2 separate regions of the Homo sapiens genome follow, and region 2 is linked to region 1. A link is a contact called in ENCODE Hi-C data. All regions are on one chromosome and are shown on one strand. Each heading gives the region's core, a stretch centred on a gene start or an enhancer-like site at or near the end of the contact. The rest is flanking DNA. Distances are from core to core; before and after follow the strand shown. Region 1 overlaps ALOX5AP (arachidonate 5-lipoxygenase activating protein). Region 2 has its middle 35 kb from the start of LINC00545.

Region 1 (3,366 bases), core at 625-3,124:
CTGGGATTACAGGCGTGAGCCGCCAGGCCCAGCCAGCTCCACAGGGTTTAATACACCTGTCCATTCAAAAGATCTGTTTTTACCAGAGTATGACAGAAAATGCTGATCATTTTCTTTCTGGAACCCAAGATGGTATTCCCTGCCTCTGAACGCATAATCAACCTTCTATATCTGCGGGTTCTGCATTCCTGGAGTCAACCAACCACTGACCAAAAATATTAAAAAAAAAAAAAAAAAACAGAAAACCATTTGTCTGGACTGAACATGTACAGATTTTTTTTCTTGTTACTGTCTTTTAACAATACAGTATAACAACTGTTTACATAGCATTTACATTCTATCAGGTATTATAAGTAATCTAGGCCACACACAGTGGCTCATGCCTATAATCCCATCACTTTGGGAGGCTGAAGCGGGTAGATCACCTGAGGTCAGGAGTTCAAGACCAGCCAGGCCAACGTGGTGACACCCCATCTCTACTAAAAATACAAAAATTAGCCAGTTGTTGGGGGGTGGGGGTGGGGAGGGGCCTGTAATCCTAGCTACACAGGAGGCTGAGACAGGAGAATTGCTTGAACCCAGGAGGCGGAGGTTGCAGTGAACTGAGATTGCACCATTGCACTCCAGCCTGGGTGACAAGAGTGAAACTCCATCTCAAAAAGAAAAAAAAAAAAAAAAGACAAAACAAGTAATCTAGAGATTATCTAGAGGTTACTTAAAGTATATGGAGGATGTGTCGAGACCATCCTGGCTAACATGGTGAAACCCTGTCTCTACTAAAAAATACAAAAAAAAAATTAGCTGGGCGTGGTGGCAGGCACCTGTAGGCTGAGGCAGGAGAATGGCATGAACCCGGGAGGCGGAGCTTGCAGTGAGCCAAGATCGAGCCACTGTACTCCAGCCAGGGCGACAGAGCAAGACTCCATCTCACAAAAAAAAAAAAAAAAAAAAAAAAAAAAAAAAAAAGGATATGGAGGATGTGTGTAGGTTAAATGCAAATACTATGCCATTTTATATCAGGGACTTGAGCATCCACGAATTTTGGCATCCGAGGGAGGTCATAGAACTAATCCCCCAGGGATACCGAGGGATGACTTTATTAAAAGTCAGAGGTTATTTCTACAACCAGCAGCACGATGTGCCGTACTTCTCTGCATCTGCCTCTCTTCTTTCCCTCCTTGCTCAGAGAACCGAGCCCCTTCCTTTTCTCTAAGGCTGCATCCTCTAACTGTGATCTTGACCCTGTCCATGCCACTGACTTCAAGTCTGTATTTCATTGCTCCTTCTCCCACTTCCAGAATCTTTAATATCATATTCTCTCCTTTTCTTTATCCTGGAAACACGCACAGATCTTCCCTATCCTTTAAACAAAACAAAAACAAACCTGCTTCAGTCCAACATTCAACTAGGGTTTACCGCTCCTTCCTTCTAAGCTAAACTTGGAAGAGTTGGCTGCCTTTGTCTACTCCTCACCGCCCCCTCACTCCCCAACCTCTTGTAATCCTCCAGTATGCTACAGAAACAATACATGCAAAGACCATAAACACACTTATCTCGGCTAGCTGCTAACAGTAAGCCAAAACCAGTGTGAGAGAGAGACAAAGACACAGATAGAGAGATGGCTGCAAACCGTTGTGAGGCATCCGCCGTACGTGGGCACTGCTAGCTACTTTAACTATATCATCTTGTGCAAGACCTTCAGCAACCACAGGTGGAGGTTATCAATCACTCCACTGCTCAGTGAAGGAAACGGAGGGCCAGAGAAGTTAAATAAGTTTCTCAACAAACATAAAGAGATCTTGAGATTTTAGTTAACCACAGAGTTAATATGAGTCAGCAATGACACATAGTTCTCAAAAAAATAACTCATACGTAGATTATTCTAACAGAGTCGATGCCCGGATCTCAGGAACAGCTTCCCTGTACAGAAGACACCTATCTGCATAGGTGTTCTTAGAAAGAACACAGGAAGAGGAGAGGAGACCCAGTGGCAAGGGACTTCAGAAACGTTAGGCCGAAGAGGGGGATATTACAGCTGACACTGTAAACACAGAAAGAGCAGGCACAGTCTAAGTGATTTTAGGGAACAGCACCAGGACTGCTGGGTAAAACGCATAGGGCTGCAGATTTCAGCTCAACATAAGAAAGAACTTCTTGAGCAGGGAGTGCTTGAATGAATGAATTGGAGGCAATATGCATGGAGCAAGTGTCTACTCTCTAAAGTCAGATGATTAGGTTTTAATCCCAGCTTCACGACTCCTGACCTTGGGACTTTCAACCAAATTCTCCATGACTCACTTTGCTTATCTGTAAAACAAGAATAAATAATAGTATGTATTTCTAGGCTGGTTTCATGCCTGTAATCCCAGCACTTTGGGAGGTCGAGGCAGGAGGATGACTTGAGGTCAGGAGTTGGAGGCCAACCTGGCCAACATGGTGAAACCCTGTCCTTACTAAAAATACAAAAATTAGCTGGGCGTGGTGGCACATGCTTGTAGTCCTAGCTACTCAGGAGGCTGAGACATGAGAATCACTTGAGCCTGGGAGGCAGAGGTTGCAGTCAGCTGAGATTGCGCTACTGCACTCCAGCCTGGGTGACAGAGTGAAACTGTCTCAAAAATAACAATAATAATATATATATCTTTATTCACTTGCATACACTTATAAAGACCTGTCTTTGTGCCAGGCAGTGTCCTGGGTGCAGGGGAATAAAGCAGGGAACAAAATAGGTACAGTGAAGGAAAGGTCAGCCTACAGCGGCCCCTCCAGTCTCTGCAAAGGCAGTTGCATGAGTGGGTGAGTGCAAGGATTAAATGGTGCAAAGATTATATGAGATAAAACTAAGCACAGCAGGAAGCGCCATTCTTCACACAACGCAAGCTTTCAATCCATGCAACAATAGGAAAGGCAAGCTTGGAAGTTTGTGAGTTTTCCAAACACTGCAGTGTTCAGGAAGAAGCAGCCGGTGGAGGCGGTGGAGGGGGGTGGTTGGGGGTTACTGTAAGGAAGATTCCTGCTTTGGGGGAACTTCATGAGTCTATGATTCTGCTTCTAGAGCCTGTCAAATCCCAGGTTGGATGGCAAAGTCTTCCAATACGGTGCTTGTGAGGTTTCTTGTGAGTGTGTGTGTGTGTGTTGGGGTGGAACTAGTAACAGCAGCTCCATTTCCCTCCTTAGCACTATGCTCACAAACCCTTATGATTGCAGGGCCATAATGTCGCCAAAACTTGGAGGAGGCTGCCTCTCTTGGGGGAAAGAGGCCGCTGCTAATGCCTGCCAGCTCCCCCTACAACCAGAGCAGATGTGGAACAGCCTCCTGCGGGAGGACATCCTTCCTCTGCCATCACTAAGTGTAGCTCAGGGGCA
Region 2 (3,280 bases), core at 310-2,809, 110 kb before region 1:
ATGTGGCATCTGGCTATTCAATACTAGGGTCTTGGACCAGCAGCAGCAGCTGAGTGCTTGATAGAAATGCAGAATCTTGGGTTCTACCCCAGACCCACTGAGTCAGAGCTGCACTTTCACAACATCTTCAGTAGCTCATGTGCACATTACAGTTTGTAAAGTGCTGCTGTCGGGCTTGAGCATCCCATTGTTGGGCCTCAGCTATTAACTTTGTGCAATAATATTGGATATCTTCAGAGGGTTCCAAACATTGGAAGAGTGTAATCTGACTTATATTTTAACAGGATCGCCCTGGCCAAAGGGGACAAGAGTGGAAACCCAGAGCCAGTTGGAAGTTTCAGTTCCCTGGTAAGAGGCGATGAGGACTGAGGTTAAGAGGTGGTGGTGAGAAGTGACCAGGTTTGGATACATGGAAGGTAGAGCTGACAGGACTTGCTGATGGACTGGATGTGGGATGTGAGAAAAAGGGAAGATTTGAGGATGACTCCTAGGTTTCAGGCCTAGCTACATTAATTAAGCATTTACTATGTGCCAGACACACTACCTTTTCCTCCATCGCCTCATTTAATCCTTACAATGACCCTCTGAGAATCACTATTATTAATCCCAGAAAGGCTAAGTCACAGAGCTAGTCCATGAAGAAGCCAATTTATGAACCCAGGTGTGCTGCTTCCAAAATCCAAGCTACCCCACTGCTCGAGGCTCACTTCCCTTCCAGCACCCTTAGCTAGACACACTCTGAAATGAAGAGTGAGCAGTAGAGCTGACCATGGCTCCACAGTATACCACCTGTGTGACCCCAGGTAAGCTACTCAACCTCTGGGAGCCTCAGTTCCTCATTTGTAAACTGGGTCTATTAATGCTCCATAGGATTTTTGCAGGATGAGGCAAGATACTGAATGCGAAGCAGTAGGCTGAGGCTGTTGTCTGTTTCCAAACTGCCCTAGGGCTTTTTGCCCACTGCATTATATATATATTTTTTTCTTTCTTTCTTTTAATATCTAACACACATACATGTGTGCACAAAGAACTCAAACCAGATCATGGTCTGATATATCAAAAGAGAAAGGACAAAATGACAGAAATGAAGCCACAGAAATGGGACAAGTGACTAAGAAGCAGAGAAGGCAACCCTGAGCAAAAGAGCAAGGAGGAAACGAAGGATGGGGATGCAGCCAGTGGGAAGGTGAGGAGAAGGACCACAGAACCCATGGAGAAGACTGCATCGAGAGCAGATACCTACCAGTGAAACGTTAGCATTTCCAGCCTTAACAAGGCCTTTCTCATTTTGTATGGCTTTTTCTTCCTGTCCTAAAAGTCCTCGTAGAACAGGAATACTTCTTCTCTATGCATTTTGCAACTCTGACCTCCTAGTTATTACGTAGAGAAGGGCTATAATGCGGTTTGACAGGGCTTTTGTTTTGATTTTTTTCGTTGTTTTTTTTTTCCTCCCAGCAGAGATTTAAAATGACGACATCTACCCAAATACTCAGTCTCCTACTTGTCTCCATCAAGACCCATTTGCTGGCAGCTTTGAGACTGAAACTCTCAAGGGAGAGGGTGAATCATCCCTTCACACGGGGCTTGTCTTCCTCTCACAATCATGAATTCCCACAGAGATGCCGGGAACTTGTGGCTAAGGGCAGACGCTGAGGCTAAAATTGAACATGGGTGCAATGGAGCTGTGCTTAAAAGAGACATAAGGAAATAAGGAGTCGTACGTGTCCTGCTCTGTGGTTAACAAGTTGACTACACTCTCTGCTGATGGAGGGATGGCGACTTCAGGCAGGAAGGGTGAGGGAAGGACTCGGCTCTGGGCTGCCCCACTGTCCACCCATCAACATTGCTGTCTGGATGAATGGGGGATAGATCCCCTGGGGTGGAGGCTGGCTGCTGGGAATTATCCACTTTGGCTTCAAAATGAATTCACTGGGAAGATAGCCATTAGTGCAAAGTATGCTTTTCTCTCAGGAAAATCACCCTACAGATCATCATCATTTTAAGTTTTTCCTTTCCAGTGACCCCTTCTAGGAGTTTTCATTCTTCAAACAAATCATCAATTTGCTGGGAACATAATCATAACAAAAGCTAAAAGTTTCTCTTTTTTTTTTTTTTTGGTTCTTTCCTTCGAACCAGCAATCATCTTATGTGAATGCCCCACTGCCTAAGATCCAAATGAAGTAGAAGCTTGTCTCCTTTTAAAACGGCCGTTAGTGTTCATGGCCAGGTGTCTCTCTCACCTAAGCACAAGTTCTCCCTGTTCCATGGACTGGCAGCTGCTTTATAATATATACTAGTTATATTTTAATGCAATAGCTGGATTCTTATGTCAAGACCTGTGGAAGGTTTAAGGTTTTACCCCAGCTGTGAGCTAACAAGTGTCATGGATTCTGACAGAAGACATGACACTCCTGGATCAGAGACGAAAGATGTTATTATTCACAGCACACTCACTTACTTCAGAGAGTGCTAGCATCTTTGCAGCAGGCGTCCTGCCCCGAGTCCCATGGCGCAACAGGCCCAGATGAGGGCTACACACTCAGTGGGATGCACCTCAGCAGAGGAATCCAGGGTCAAGGGCCCAGCACTTTTTGAGTGCGCAGCAAACATTGCGGCAAGCAGCAGACCAGCCCTTCCCCGTCCTCCTGCAGAGTGAGCAGCTACTTAGTAGTCATGCTGTGAGCACCTGACCTACTTAGGTATCTGTGTGACTAGTTTGGAAACTGCTCAGTATCAGGAGATAGGTAAGCCCTGCAATCTGGCAGCAAGAGTGCACAGCTGAGACCAACATCTTCATCCATCCAGGTGGTCCTTTCCCTAGTCATTCAACTGCATGAGAACTTTTTTTGGTAATGTCTGTGTTACTTTGTAGACAACTAAAAATCCGGCCTGATAACCATATGTCCCAGGCAACCCATGCCTCTAATGAAAATACAATGTTTCTCAGAAGGGGAAATTAGAATTAAATATAAACTATAAACCTTCAGCTTTTTCTTCCTTCTCCCATGTTTGGTCTAAACTAAGTTCATTTAGAGTCATTGAGGCCAAGAAAGGTATTTGGTAGTGGTGTCAGGAGGTGGGAAAGAATGGATACATCCTATTGTTACATGTATCACTAAGAGCAGATGACTAACAAATGTGTTATGTGGTAAGTGTGTTGGAATAACTTTCAACATCATTTACAAATGCTTTTAAAAATGTCATTAAGGCCGGGCATAGTAGCTCATGCCTATAATCACAGCACTTTGGGAGGCTGAGGCAGGAGGGTCACTTGAGGCCA

Evidence for each region. A loop is a pair of places that touch in the nucleus more often than their neighbours do. Pooled maps may share reads with other maps.
Region 2: a loop to region 1 is called in a pooled map, with 6 times the contacts of the local background. The contact joins two enhancer-like sites. A Hi-C loop is called at or near these places in 1 of 168 maps with a recorded cell type or tissue (endothelial cell of hepatic sinusoid), 5 of 37 single-sample maps with no recorded cell type and 7 of 50 pooled maps.

The regions. Positions count from the first base shown.
Region 1 is chr13:30,738,704-30,742,069 of GRCh38, reverse strand. All of the region lies in intron 1 of ALOX5AP (arachidonate 5-lipoxygenase activating protein), which reads right to left. The region is part of intron 2 of LOC124903146 (a long non-coding RNA gene); the gene reads left to right. Among named protein-coding and RNA genes, the nearest start is that of ALOX5AP, 4.8 kb to the right of the region's middle. RefSeq lists a silencer at 3,305-3,366. Within about 2 kb of position 1,874, at least 9 of the 41 ENCODE cell types and tissues checked have a DNase peak (open chromatin) inside an H3K27ac peak, as active enhancers do.
Region 2 is chr13:30,846,355-30,849,634 of GRCh38, reverse strand. No RefSeq gene overlaps it. Among named protein-coding and RNA genes, the nearest start is that of LINC00545, 35 kb to the left of the region's middle. RefSeq lists enhancers at 1,483-1,572, 1,683-1,742. Within about 2 kb of position 1,559, at least 5 of the 41 ENCODE cell types and tissues checked have a DNase peak (open chromatin) inside an H3K27ac peak, as active enhancers do.